Linked DNA regions of Homo sapiens: all the other regions are linked to region 4. Evidence: chromatin contacts called from ENCODE Hi-C data. All regions are on one chromosome and are shown on one strand. Each heading gives the region's core, a stretch centred on a gene start or an enhancer-like site at or near the end of the contact. The rest is flanking DNA. Distances are from core to core; before and after follow the strand shown. Region 1 holds the start of UAP1-DT (UAP1 divergent transcript). Region 2 holds the start of SLC19A2 (solute carrier family 19 member 2). Region 3 holds the start of UHMK1 (U2AF homology motif kinase 1). Region 4 holds the start of MGST3 (microsomal glutathione S-transferase 3).

Evidence for each region. A loop is a pair of places that touch in the nucleus more often than their neighbours do. Pooled maps may share reads with other maps.
Region 1: a map of naive thymus-derived CD4-positive, alpha-beta T cell shows a loop between it and region 4 (18-fold over the local background). The contact joins the promoter of UAP1-DT here to the promoter of MGST3 in region 4. A Hi-C loop is called at or near these places in 1 of 168 maps with a recorded cell type or tissue (naive thymus-derived CD4-positive, alpha-beta T cell), 1 of 37 single-sample maps with no recorded cell type and 12 of 50 pooled maps.
Region 2: a loop to region 4 is called in a map of sigmoid colon, with 6 times the contacts of the local background. The contact joins the promoter of SLC19A2 here to the promoter of MGST3 in region 4. A Hi-C loop is called at or near these places in 1 of 168 maps with a recorded cell type or tissue (sigmoid colon) and 11 of 50 pooled maps.
Region 3: a loop to region 4 is called in a map of CD8-positive, alpha-beta T cell, with 34 times the contacts of the local background. The contact joins the promoter of UHMK1 here to the promoter of MGST3 in region 4. A Hi-C loop is called at or near these places in 2 of 168 maps with a recorded cell type or tissue (CD8-positive, alpha-beta T cell and naive thymus-derived CD4-positive, alpha-beta T cell) and 8 of 50 pooled maps.

Annotation. Positions count from the first base shown.
Region 1 is chr1:162,559,564-162,562,683 of GRCh38, forward strand. UAP1-DT (UAP1 divergent transcript) reads right to left here and starts at 1,790. Exons shown (of 3, transcript XR_426859.4): 1 at 1,675-1,790; 2 at 912-1,089. It overlaps UAP1 (UDP-N-acetylglucosamine pyrophosphorylase 1), which reads left to right and starts at 2,159. Exons shown (of 11, transcript NM_001324116.5): 1 at 2,159-2,214. RefSeq lists a silencer at 1,748-2,647.
Region 2 is chr1:169,483,942-169,487,442 of GRCh38, forward strand. SLC19A2 (solute carrier family 19 member 2) reads right to left here and starts at 2,003. Exons shown (of 6, transcript NM_006996.3): 1 at 1,622-2,003. The coding sequence starts at 1,825. RefSeq lists enhancers at 1,408-1,467, 2,010-2,304, 2,108-2,357, 2,140-3,060, 2,368-2,437 and a silencer at 1,648-1,827.
Region 3 is chr1:162,496,352-162,499,774 of GRCh38, forward strand. UHMK1 (U2AF homology motif kinase 1) reads left to right here and starts at 1,467. Exons shown (of 8, transcript NM_175866.5): 1 at 1,467-1,917. The coding sequence starts at 1,650. RefSeq lists enhancers at 1,203-1,703, 1,438-1,517, 1,704-2,204.
Region 4 is chr1:165,629,625-165,633,218 of GRCh38, forward strand. It overlaps MGST3 (microsomal glutathione S-transferase 3), which reads left to right and starts at 1,610. Exons shown (of 6, transcript NM_004528.4): 1 at 1,610-1,669. RefSeq lists enhancers at 531-1,061, 2,115-2,284 and a silencer at 1,445-1,684.

The sequences.
Region 1 (3,120 bases), core at 540-3,039, 3.1 Mb before region 4:
TTAGGATTTCTGTTGTCTAACTTCATTAGCTGATACCTTTGGTGTAATGTCAAAAAATCATAGGTAGTGTGAACATCGTTGCCTTGTTTTCTTCAATCAGCTCTTAAAAGACCATGTATATAAAAAGTATTTCGAAGGACAGAAATAACTCTAGTGTTAGACATTTCTGGACATTTAGCTGGCAAGATGAGATTATGGCCCCTCTTATGCCTAGTAACCAGAATAACAAACAAATGAAACTTCAGCAAAAAAGGGTAAAAGTACAAATGTGATTTTATAGTAGTTCATTAAAAACATTGAGCTGGACCTCAGTTCTATCTTTTTTCTTTAAAGGATTGCTAACTAATAATTTTGCTCTTTACTCAGTCATTCATCTATGACTTATAGAATGCCTATAATATTCCAGACATTATCTTAGGTTCTTTCTCATTTTTTACTATACCCATGTGAAATAGGTATTAGCTTCATTTCATAAAAGGACATTGGAGTTTGGAGTGGTTAAATGACTTACCCAAAGTCACACAGTTAGTAAGCGTAGACTGATTTTGAATCTGGGTCTCCTAGTTTGAATTAATAAGTGCTCAATAATAAATAATAACTAAAGGTTATTTAGTGTTTACTGTTTTACATACTTCATTTATATCGATTGGTTTAATACAACCACCAAATGGCATTTTCATCTTTATTGTCTGTTTTTTATAGATGAGAAAACTGATAGCACAAGTAGCTTGCCAAAGATCACAAGCAATAAAGCTGAAATTGTCTTCAGATCCCATGATTAAGAAACCAATCACTACACTATAAACCAATCACTACACTATTCTTCTTTCAAAGAAACGAAGGAAGTTCTAGGATCATGAGAGATGGAGAGTATTCAATCTCCTGAATGTAAATCTACCAGCATTACTTACCAAGTTTAAGTTTTTCTGTTGTTACTTGAGGCAGTGGGTGATTATGCAATTGGTAAAGGGAATGAAAAGGCCTTTGCACCCAAGAAAGTAGAAGAAAGGCGCCTGAATCTCTTTATGATAGGTGGTATGTTAAATCTAGGTATTTTCGTATTTCAACATATTCCACTTCTTGCAAAAGCTGCAAAATGCAACACAACTTTAAATGTAAACATAGCTTCCAAGGGCACAGTGCTGAACATATAATAACCTGTGTGTGCACACCCACACTAGGTTATGTAACAGGACTGTAAACACTGGTCCTGGAATGGCCTGGGAGGTCATCTAGGTCCTCCACCATCTTTCTGCAGAGTACTGAGGCCTAGCGACGTTAAGTCTGCAAACTCACAAAGATGACCCCGGGCTTATACTACCTTAGGTTACCTACTACCTTTGCTTGCATTTCCTCTCTCCTTTCCTGTCTGTTTGTGCAAAAGAAAAAAGGCCTGGCTTCGCCTTCTTGGGAGCCAAAACACAACCAAACAGAGAGCGAGTTTGGAGCCCGGCCAGGCATCTTGTGAACTGCACACAAAATAACTAGCCCAAGGTCAGAGAGCGCGCCAGGCCCGCCCTGAAAGTTTCTCCGCAGGAAAATCCACCGCCCTTTCCCAACCACCCGCGTGGGTGGCTCGGAAATCCGCCACCCTGGGGACACAGCTCCCTGCCCATCTCTGTGGCCCGCTTGTGCCCCGTGCCGCTGGGCCGACTAAGAGCCTCGGGCTCGCACCTCCCAGTACAACCTAGGGACGTCAGGGGTCCTGGGACCCACGAGCCGCTCTCTGCCGGCCGGCTCCTGGCCCCTCCTAGCAGACCCAACCGACATCCTTCACCCTCAGTTAGTGCGCAGGAGGGACCGGGACGCCAGCCGACTGCGCTCCAGAACTATTCCCATTGGGCCAGAGAATGAGTGACGCACTAGGCCCCGCCCCGGCCCGGTGGGTTACTCCTTTCATGCCCGGCCCCCATCCCTAGCCCCGCCCCGGCGCCCCGGGCCGCGGCCGCCTCCGCGTCCGCGTCGTCGTCTGTGCTCCCGGCGCTGACGTGTCTGGGCGGTCGGCTTCCACTCCTTCAGGCGTCGGCAGCCACTAGTCGTGGCGAGAGGGGCGGGGTGGCCGGGGCTGGCGCTCCACTTGGCCCCCGCTCCCGGCCCGCCCCGCCGCCGCGGCCCCCCGGATGAGGGTATATATTCGGAGCGAGCGCGGGACGCCGATGAGTGGCCGCGCGGAAGGAGCTGGAGACGGTCGTAGCTGCGGTCGCGCCGAGAAAGGTGAGGGGCTCCCAGCCCAGCGAGGAGACGGCGGGGCTCGGGACCCGGGCGGGCGGAGGGCCTGGCCCCACCGCACACACGGCCACGCGCTCAGACGTGGACACGCGTCGCACGAACGTGCACAGCGCGGGCAGCCGAGCACACGCCGAGGAGCCTCCCGCTCGCCCGCAGACACACACCCCAGCCCGTGCGCCCCGCAGTCGCACCCCATCCTCCGCCACCCCGCGAGAGGGTGTGTGGGCTGGGCAGCCGGGTGGATGGCGGGGCCAGGGATGGAATGAGCGCGCCCCAGATGGACTGGGGGCGTTGTGGGAGGAGGTCTGGGCCAGTGTCTGAGTCCGAGGGGGTCGTGTAGGCGTGTGGGGTTGGGAGTGGGGCCTCTCCCGGGTGGGCAGTAGAGACCTCGAGGCTCTCAGGCTAGGGCCTTGTGGACAGTTATACCAAGTGTGGGGGCCTGTAGTGGGACAGGAGATCGTTGGCACTGTCAGGTGGAAGCGAGTTGGTGTGTCTTGAATATATGAGGAAAAGATTTGAGAGGTCTGACAAAGACAGGGGATACATTTGGAGGACAGGACAGTGGGACAAAACCTGTTTGCTTGCCACTTTTTTCTTTCTTTTTTTTGGTTTGGTTTGCCATGATACTGGTAGTGAGAGAGAATTGAAATTTCTGGGTTTCCCCTCTCTTGGCCAAGCAGAAGGATGGTATTGGAGGGCTGAGCACACGTATGCTGAACATATGGCTGCTTGAACTTTGGCCTGTCGCTGTGCTACACTTACTTCTACATGGTTTATGAAATCTGAAATCAGGTAATAGGATTATGATCATATGTGTGTGTCATTTGGTATTGCAAAAGTTTAAGGACTTTTAGGTGAAATTCACTGGGTGTGGATCCAAGAGTTCGCCGG
Region 2 (3,501 bases), core at 753-3,252, 3.9 Mb after region 4:
CTTGTAAAATCATTCTGTCATGAAATTTGGCTGTTTTGACATTATTGCTTTAAATCAGTATTAAAACTCAAATAGGTTATGAATAACTGTTACGGTCGCTTATGTAATGATCCACAAGACTGAGAAACGGCCCAGCCACTCCATCCCACAACTGGCAGGTCAATAGGGTAATTTAAGGCCAGGCAAAAAGTCAGTGATACTTGCTAGAAGTGAACAAATGTCAGACTCTCAAGTGAAACCCTCAATACGTAAGTCAATACTGATTCTTAATTCTCTCTCAAGTGCCCTTGAAAATGACGGAGCATTGCAACAAACAAACTGCAAACAACAAACTATGAGTAACTATATCTCGCCAGTGTGCAAATGATTCCGGTAGTGCCATCTCTTGTTCTGACCTGTTATGCAGGGTTACTGAGTGGCTACTCAAAAGAAGTGACTGACTACTACCCACATAGAGAAGAGTAAGGTTTAAATGGGAGGAGTATTTTACAGCACCTGGGGCAAGGAGGCAGGGTGGAAGGAACAGGTGTAGGAAAAAAGAAAAAGCTCTCAAGTGGCCCCTTGACTGATAGTAGGAAAAAGAACATGAGACCTCAGCTTTCACCCTTTGTTGTATTCAAGGAAGAGGGTGTTGAATCGGCTTTATTTCGGTTTTGTGGAAGTACTTTGGGTTTAATTTCTTTCTCAGTTTATATATTGTCTTTCTTCTGCAAAAATCAAGTGCTGGTTTTGACCATGCACTTAAATAGGTCAGCACATTTCTAAAGTACACTATGCGCTTCTGAAGTACTTTATTTGTAAGCCCTCATCTAGGGAAAAAATCAATCAGCAAGAAACTCTTGATGATGGACTACGTGCTCTCAATTACCCTGAACATCACAGAAGGCCTTCAAAGACATCACCTTGTATCTGAGAAGCAAAACTAACATCTGTGAAGCAACAATTCGCAATACAAGAAACACTATAATTAAAAGTCAATTATGTTTCACCATCTGCCTTTATCCCTGGAGGTTGGTCTTAAGGTAGAGAGGGGCAGGATATCCTTGGACACAACCTCACCCAATTAAAAATCAAGACAAATTAAGATGTTCTGTACTTCTGTCCTGTCCTTACTTGATTAAGCCCACCCATTCTGCCAAATGCAAACAAAGTAAGGTATGGACAGGAAGCAGGTGAAGGAGGTAGAGGGAAGATCCTTTCAGAAAAGCAGTGGTTGCCTACTTTCAGTCAATGAATATTTACTAAGCCGTGTCCAAAGTACACTTTGCTGTTTTCACTTCTTTGTCAAAATATTGCCCCCTCGCCCCCAGCAGGAACTGCTGGACCAGTCTGGGCAGTCACGCTAAGCCACATTACAACACGATCAGCATACTGCCTGACGCACAAGGCACGGGGCCTCTGGACGCGTGTTCTGAGCCCTTCGCAGGAGACTCGTCCTACAGAGCCGAAGAAAACAGAAAATCATGAACACAAAGAAGAGCACGAAGCCGACCTCCAACTGGCAAAATCAGAAATCTCTGCCGAGAATGGCTCGAGCGCTTTTCTCGGTCCTCTCTTCCTCCGCTGCCCACCCGCAGGCCGGTCGCCCGCCCTTCCCGCGCCCCGCGTCCGCCGCGCGTACCTCCCTCTCGGTCAGGTTCTTGTCCGGCCCCAGCAGGTACGGGGTCAGGAAGGGCTCGGACGGCCTGAGGCTGGCGAAGAAGCCGTAGGCGCAGAGCAGCGCGGTCGGCAAGAACCAGCATTCGCGACGGACCCGAGCGGTCCGCAGGAGCACAGTGGCCGCCGCCGCCGCCGCCCGCCGAGACACCGGGCCGGGCACATCCATCCGGGGCGCGAGGGGAGGGGACCCGGCCCGGCCCCTTCCTTCTCCTCCTCCGCCAACTGGAGTGAGGGTCAGGCACTTGTAACCGCGAGTGACGCCTTCTCCCTGTAAGGCCAGGACGTTCTGGACTCGCCGCCGCCTCCGGCTACAGAACCCCCAGCTTTACCCTACAGACGCCTCTAGGGTCGCTGCCTGATCGCCCAGTTTAAGGGAGACCCGTCCTAAGGCCCACCCTCTGCCACCGCCTCCACTCCGGGAACCAATCACAGCGGACGCCGGGAATACTTGCCTGCTCTTCCATTGGTCGTGGGTCACACGACGTGAACTGGGGCGGTGGCAGCACGCCAGGCCTCTGACGTCCCAGGGCTCAAGCGCGGAGGACATGTGGAACTCCACTCCAAAAGCGGCGGCTTGCGGCGGAGCTCTCTCTAGTGAGGCGGCCAGCTGGCGTTCGTGGCACACTTGCTGTCGGCTCCGCTCATCTGTTGGGAATGCGTCCTGTGGGCCTAGTCCTCCGCTGGAAGAAACGCGCTGTTCTCCCCAACCACCGTTTATCATTCTTATTCACCGTCTCCGGAATGTCCATTCAGTTTCCGCTCCTGAGAGACTTAGTGACTGAGGCCAGGCAAAGATTTCACCTTGGGGAGGGGGAACGTTAAACCTTTCCTCCAGCAGCTTTCGTGTTTTAAATTGTATTCATCCGCCATGGAAAGACATCAGAAGCCCAGGATCTAAGAGACAGACTGAAATGAAGAAAGTAGATAATATTGTGAGAATAATGAACAAGCTGGTCACTGAACAGCAGAACCGTAATGGAGTCCCAGTTAAAGGGTTTTAACTTTATTTCGTCACTTTTTGCAAGCATGATACAAAGAAAACAAACACCTAACTACGCTACGGTTTATAGTTAAAAGGAAGGTGGAAGATCCTGAGTCATTACAGCAATCACAAAACATGATGGATTTCTTCATTTAAAAACACAAAAGAGGTCTTGGCATAGTTTTCAAGGGCAAAGCATGACAAGACTCTCCAGTGCTTTCTTTCATCCCCCTCTGTGTGCCTTTTTCTGCCTGACTCACAGCCTGGCTCAATCCTAATCTTTCTACTGCAAAGATGCAGCATTTAAAGCAATTTTTCCTGTGCAGTATTTGTAGAATGACAGATCCTGCCAGAAGCTCTTGGAAACATTTTGGAACTATCTTGCTTTTCTGTATGTTATGATCCATCTAGCACCGTTTTCCTCCTGTGGTAGCAAATGACACTTTTTTCAAGCATCAGCAGCAGAAATGAGTCTACCAGATGGAATAAGATACTGGTAAAGGGAAAGATTTGTTTCTAAGACTGCACAAATGAATGCACCCAAATCTGTGAGTTGATTAATCTGTGAAGAAATACAACTGGCAGTATTTACATATCTCAATGAGTCTCAAAGTGTGGTCGAGGAAGCCCTGGGGGTCCTTGGGACCCTTTCAGAGGTTCCACGAGCTCAAATCTATTTTCATAACCATGCTAAGTCTTTATTTCCTTTTCCACTCCAGAGGCTATATAATGTCTGATGACATCATCGCTTTATAGGATGAGAGAATACGTGCTTGTATATTCTTGTGTTTGTAAGACTTTCCAGGTTTAATTTATTACCATATGGCAATTTTCAATAAGTATAACCCACAAAACCCAAC
Region 3 (3,423 bases), core at 217-2,716, 3.1 Mb before region 4:
ATGCCGAGATCATGCCATTGCACCCCAGCCTGGGCAACAAGAGCGAAACTCCGTCTTACCAAAAAAAAAAAAAAAAAAAAAAAAAATTGAGCAAGAGAGAAGACAGGTCAGAGTTTAGTCCTCAACCTCTCCTCAAACTTTCCACTTAGCACTACATGAACCATCTCATCTGGCTGGGAACTTACACAAAACCTGAAGAAAAGAAGATAGGGCCTATTGTCTGATACTAAGTTTTTGCCACACAATCAGAATAGATCTTGAAATAGAAAAGGTTGAATGACTGAAAAGTAAAGAAGGCTACATTTCTTACACACTCGAGTTTGTGGATTGAGATGCCTATTTGCTACATTTGTTACTCAATAAACGTTTGCTGAATGAATAAAATAATTGAATAAATAAATGAAAAATAAAAATTTGGAACAGATCCGTGTTTGCCCAGGGTGAATGCTTTTTGATGAGGGAGCCATAGGCAAGGTGGACTATGTTGATAAAAAGAGTTAAACTCTGTAAAATATTTGAAGAGATTTATTCTGAGCCAACTATGAGTGACCATGGTCTGTGACACAGCCCTCAGGAGATCCTGAGAACATGTACCCAAGGTGGTTGGGGTGCAGCTTGGTTTTATACATTTTGGGAGACATGAGACTTCAATCAAATATATTTAAGAAATACATTGATTTGGCCCAGAAAGGTGGGAAAACTCGAAGCGGGAATTGGTGGGGGGAGAAATGGGTCCTTCCAGGTTATAGGTAGATTTAAAATTTTTCTAATTGGCAATTGGTTGAAAGAGTTATCAATAGAAAGGAATGTCTGGGTTGTCATAAGAACTTGTGGAGACCAAAGTTTTGTCATGCAGATGAAGCCTCCAGGTACCAGGCTTCCAAGAAAATAGATTGTAAATGTTTCTTACCAGACCGAAGGTCTGTGTTGACCTTAACCGGAGAGGTATGAGGCTAGTCGGACCCCCACTTCCCGTCATGGACTGAACCAGAATTTTAGAGTGCCCTGGCCTGGGAGAAAGTCCATTCCGATGGTTGGCGACACGGGGGGCTTAGAATTGTATTTTCGGTTTACATCTAAAAGAAGAACAAAGGTCTAGGCTTCCAGAATCATGGGTTCTGGTGACCGTGGACCTGGAGGTGATGGTAAACTCTCTTTTTGTTCCTGGGGTGTTTTCCTTGGGATCCTTTCTATGAGAAATGTAGGCCGGGTTTTATTTTTCGGGTTCCTAGTGGTGAGGTAAGGTGAGGTGCCTCAACAAGAAAAAGGACCAGTTTTGGCTTCAGGTCTATGTGAAAGCGGTTAACACTGGGCCTGGAATGGTAGATACTCAATAATTAAGGTTACTTCTTATTCTCGGTTCTTTTTTCCAAACCTAGCGCGTCTAATCTCTTCTAGGCCCCGCCCCTTCTGAGCCCCCCCTCCTTCGGCCTGTATGATAGGCTCTTCCTCCATTTCCGGCTTCTGGGACTCGGGTGCACCACGGCTTCCGGTGTCATGGCTGCTTGAAGTCCCGGGAGTCGGTGAGGCGGCTGCAGGTCCCTCCCTGCGGAGCCGCTGGTCCGGCTGGCGGAGATGTGACCGCGGGCCCGGCCGGCCTGCCTCAGGCGTCGCGTCAGCTCCCGTGTCCGTGCCCTTAACCCACACCGATGGCGGGATCCGGCTGCGCCTGGGGCGCGGAGCCGCCGCGTTTTCTGGAGGCCTTCGGGCGGCTGTGGCAGGTACAGAGCCGTCTGGGTAGCGGCTCCTCCGCCTCGGTGTATCGGGTTCGCTGCTGCGGCAACCCTGGCTCGCCCCCCGGCGCCCTCAAGCAGTTCTTGCCGCCAGGAACCACCGGGGCTGCGGCCTCTGCCGCCGAGTATGGTTTCCGCAAAGAGAGGGCGGCGCTGGAACAGTTGCAGGGTCACAGAAACATCGGTAATTGCCGCTGTCTCCTTTCTCTTCTTGCCCAGGTCACAGTCCGAGCACACTCTTCCTCTCGCTGTCTGGCGTTCCATCTTCCTCCCCTTCTGCGGGAGAAGCGGGTTTAGCCCTCTTTATCACCCCATCCAGGCCCCTTTCCCCTTTCACTTTATTACTGTCTGCGGTATAGTGGAGTTGGTGGTCTGCTTTGCCAGGTGTCACATAGATGCTCAGTAAATTGTCTTGCTTCGAGTCTCATCGGAGAATGCCGCATTCATTAGCATACAGAAATATCTTTTCTAGTGAGAGGAGGCATGTCTTTGCTAGATTGTCGTGTCTTGTGTGGAAATTTTTGAATCTTTGCATACCAGTAGAAAATGGGAACTACGTCTGGGCCTTGTGACATCAATGCTAGTAACTCGTATAGCTCACCTATTATATCTTTAGTACGGATTTGGAAGAAATGATGCACTATTCCATGGGAGCCTTTATAGAAGTGTGAAATTTAGGAACACTATACCTTTGCTCTCTTGAGACTGTTTCAAGAATCAGATACTCAGAATGTAAGATATGTAATGATCACTGATGATTGATCTGTGAAAAGGTTTCATTTTCATTACACGACAGAAAGCTTATCATTAGTTATAGCTTTGGTTATTAAAGAAAAGTCTTATTTCCTAGCAAGTATGATGCATAGTTAATTTGAAGAGTGAGTTTTTTTATAATATCATTTTGGAGAAGAATTAACACTAGTGCTACATTTTTTTAGTTTACTAAATGGTCTGTTACTATAACCTTGGTATTGAAAAGGGAAAAATTTTGCAAGCCTAGGGACTTGCCTGATCTCTGCAAGATTAAAATTTCATCCGAAAAGTCTTAATCTCTTTGTTAGTATTTAGATTATAGAGAGCTGTTTATTTTTGTTTTAGTTTTTTTTTTTGAGACAAGTTCTTACTCTGTCACCCAGGCTGGAGTACAATGGCGAGATCACAGTTCACTCCAGCCTCCAATTCCTCCTAAAGCCATGCTCCTACCTCAGCCTCCCAGGTAGCTGGGACTACAGGCACGTAGCACCAAGCCTGGCTAATTTTTTGTAGAGAAGAGGTCCCCTTTTGTTACCCAGGCTGGTCTCCAAACTCCTGGGCTCAAGCAGTCCTCCTGCCTCGGTCTCTCAGAATGCTGGGATCACGGGCATGAGCCACCGTGGCAGACCTAGACTGCTGTTTTGGATGAAGAAGCAATGTTTAGTTTGGTTTTTGCGCATTGTGACATTCCTTTTAAAAGAGTTACTTAATATTTGGGTTTTTACTTTTAAAAATTTCTTTTTTTTTAAAGGACCTCATGATGCAACAGTAAGTTTTATTTATTTATATTTAGGTTTTTTACTTTTAATCATTTTTGCTTGGCACTCCAAGTTCGTGTTCATCACCAATGAGTACTTGGTGAAACACAAATTGAATAATTGTACCATATTTAGTATCTGTGAATGGTAATCAGCTGTTGTAGGCTGTCTCATCTTAT
Region 4 (3,594 bases), core at 360-2,859:
CTATTGTGTGTGTATGTAATTTTTTTGTGGGCTTTTCTGTATCTCCGAAAATTCTAATATAAAGGAATACTGCTTTTGTAATAAGATTTTTAAAAGAAGGTCCTCAGTGGTTAAGTACTTGTCTGTGGTCAGAGATAACTGGCAAAGAAGAGGCCAAATTTTTTTTGAGACTGCAGTCTCCGGTGTAAAATGAGGGTGCAAGGTGCATCCCCGCTCCTGATTTTTGAATCATCCCTTCCACCACCTTGGAATGACTTCTTACGTAGAACAGCCAGCAAGTGGAGAAACTTGCCTCAATAATGCAAAACTGTCTCCCTAACTTACTTCCTTTCAATGTTCAAGCAAAACAAAGCCCTCTCTACATCCAACATGACAGAAACCCAACATGACAGAAAGTATGAGAATGGTTGGAAATTGCTGAAACAGCAACAGTAAAGATTTAATGAGCTCTCAAAGTACCTCTAGATGTGCAAATATGACAACCCAATAAAAAGAAACACACACATAACCTAGAGCCTTCAAAAATCTAGATTTCTGCCTTTCCACACCTTAACTTGGAATCATTCAGGTGGGTTCCTAAGCATTCTCTCGGAGGTGAGGAATCCTCCAAAGAGGAGACTCTAGGAGGGGCCCAGGTGTGGCAATCTTCAAAAGGATGAGGGATGTCCAGAGGAGAGGTGGCGGGAGGGTGCACTTAAAACACGCGAAAATTGGAAACGTGCCTTCTGCAGTCAGTTCCTTCGGATTTTCCGGCATTTAGAAGCCAGTTCTACTCCTTCAGCCCGACCGTATCTGCAGGTCTCACCCAAGACCAAGACCCCCGCCCCCACCCCTCCTCCACCCGGCCTCGAGCCCCGCCCCGGACGCTGGACCCGAGCGTAACGGGAGCAGGTGTTCACATCAAAGGTCTGGGTCGCGAAGGCAGAGACTCCATGTGCCGCAAAAAAAACTCCACGGACAATTGGGAGACTCCTTTCAAAAAAACAAAACTCCGGAGCCACGCGACTCCGCGCTCAGGGGGCGTGGGTACGGCCCACCACGAGGGCAGGGCTCGGCGCCAGCTCTCGGCAAAACTAACAATATTTGTTAGGCCCTAAACAAAAAGGCCCTAACAGCGATAAATCCATTCACTTCGGGAGTGTAGCAACCTGGGACACCAAGCGCCGCCCACGCCCCAGCTACGCGCCTCAGGGACACATCGATTGAGGCGCGGCTACTTTCGCGCACGCGCCTTGCATGCCCGTGCTTCGCCCTTACAGCAGAGCGCCTAAAACCGCTACGGTGGCTCTGCTGGGGACAAATTATTCACGTCCCACTGTTCTGCAAACCCAATCCGGGAGGTATGACCTGGCTGGGACAGTTTAGGAAGATGGCCACGAAGGCACCTGGGGGAGTAGATATATGTTTTTGAGAATGAGAGGAGTAAATCGCTGGACGACCATGAGCAGGAAGAAAATTAGGCCTCCACCTCCCAACCAGTGGCCCTGAGTTGGCAACTTAGACAGCGCGCGCCAGCGCCAGGAGCCCCGCCTTGGGGGCGTGGCCGCGCGCTGGTCGGCTGGGGCGGGGCCTGCTTCTGGCCTCATCTAGCCCCGCCCCAGGCGAGGGCGCCGCACCCACACCGCGCTGCGCAGTTTTGTTCTGCTCCAGCTGTTCGAAGGTGATCCAGGTGAGTGCTAGCACCTGCGGGCAGCCACGAGCACCGGGCCGCCGGGGGCACTTCAGCCTTTGCGCAGGGCACTCCCATATTTCAGCCTATGCGAGCTGAATAGAGACCCGCTGTCTCTAACCTCCCCCCACCCTTATCAGTAAATTAGCGATCTGAATTTCCACCCTCTCTGCTCTCCCCTTGCCTTGCATCTTTTCCCTGGTGGAGTGGGTTGGGAGCGTCTAAGCGAGGCCCGACCTATTTATGTGTAACTCAGGAAAATTCTCAAGGTCAACCCTTCCTCCATTCCTTCCTTTCCTCTCCTGCTGTCCCCGGGCTCTGCAGTCTGGGGGCACCTTTCTGCCTTCCGGAGACCACCCGACCTTGCCCTCTGCTGTTCCGGCGCAGAGGATGGCGAGCCGGACACTGCCGGGGGAGTGGTTGTGCAGGCCTGATCAGTAACACTGGTTTCAGAAGTGGCCTGTGAGCAATGCACCCGCTGCGGTGGGGATGTGTTGCTAGGGACGGTCGGGAGAGCCTCTGAAGGAATTGTGTTTGTTTTCCTCCTGCCTCTTAGAATCGTTTGTCCATTTGTACTGGGAAGGTGGTCATTTCCTACCGCTGACTTAGAGCAAGAGACGCCTCTAGGCGGGTGGGGGACTCTTCAGGTTCTTCCTTGGATTTCAGAAAATGCCCCTTCTTTATGTGGGGTGGCAGCACGGAGCCGTAGGGCTACAGTAGTGGGGCAGTTGCAGGGCGGTGGAAGGCGCTGGAGACTCCTTAGTGAGTCATTCCCCGAAGTTGTGGCTTCTGCTGATACTTTCCTTGAGAGTCACGAGTTTACAAGCTACATAATAGCGTCGGGGGCAAGTAAGTGTGGAAGACGAGGTAAAGGAAAAGCAGATACTAGGATGGGTAGAAGGAGAGGCAGGGGTTAGAACTTTAATTCCTTCCCTGGGGACAGGAGATGCCCTGGAGGGGAAGGCGCTTCCGGCTCTGCAGGTATGTGCTGTTGGGCCTAGGTGTGGTCCTGCGGAATTGCTGCAGATTTTAGATTGCTGGTGGGTAGGAGCTGCAGCGCTTCTCTTGGGAAATCTGTAGATCACCTGGAGCCAGCAGTTCTGGGAGGCACCCCAGGTTATTGGTCAGAGTTACAGGCTATATTTTATTTCAGTGAATTCAGAGAGCACATTGAGTCAGATCAAGAATGTTTATTCTCATAGGAGATGAATTTAAGGAGTTAAAACTAACATATAAAATAGAAACAAATACTTTCATCCCTGGGAAGACTTTCCGTTAAGCTTCCCTCCTGACACAATGTTACGGAAATAGAAAACTTTGTCAAGTGATTTTTTTTAACCAATGTTACTATATATAAATCTGCAGGGAGACTGTCGCCAACTATAGAAACTGCGCTACAGGGGCCTCCTTAGATTAAGGAACAAAACTGGAGAAGGGCAGCCTTCCGCTTTATTTAGATTTCTTCCTGTTGGCTTAGAGTTCTGAAAAGACACAATCCTGGAAGAGATCCTCCTCGCCTGGAGATTAGCACCGAGAAGGAACATACAGGAAAGAAGGGCTTTACCCACTATTCAGAGAAATGCTAAAAAGCCCCTGGAGCAGTCTGGAATGAGGTGGATGTCAAATCAATCTGTCAAAAGCAATTCAGTGCCTACTGCACATCTATCTGTATTTAAACATATTGTGCCCTATGTTTATACTTAAATCTTCTGAATCTATATTTAGAACACCATTACCGACCACAATTGACCATGAACCATCTAGCATTTTAAAGCAATATTTGTTTCGAAGAATATACTGCTACGGTTTTTGCAGCTCAATTTATTAATGCTACTGTAAGCTTACCATCTTCCTGAACAAAAAATTTAGCAGTTAGCAGCAAGTAGATTATCGCTATGTAAAATAAAATTCCTGAGTTTCTGTCA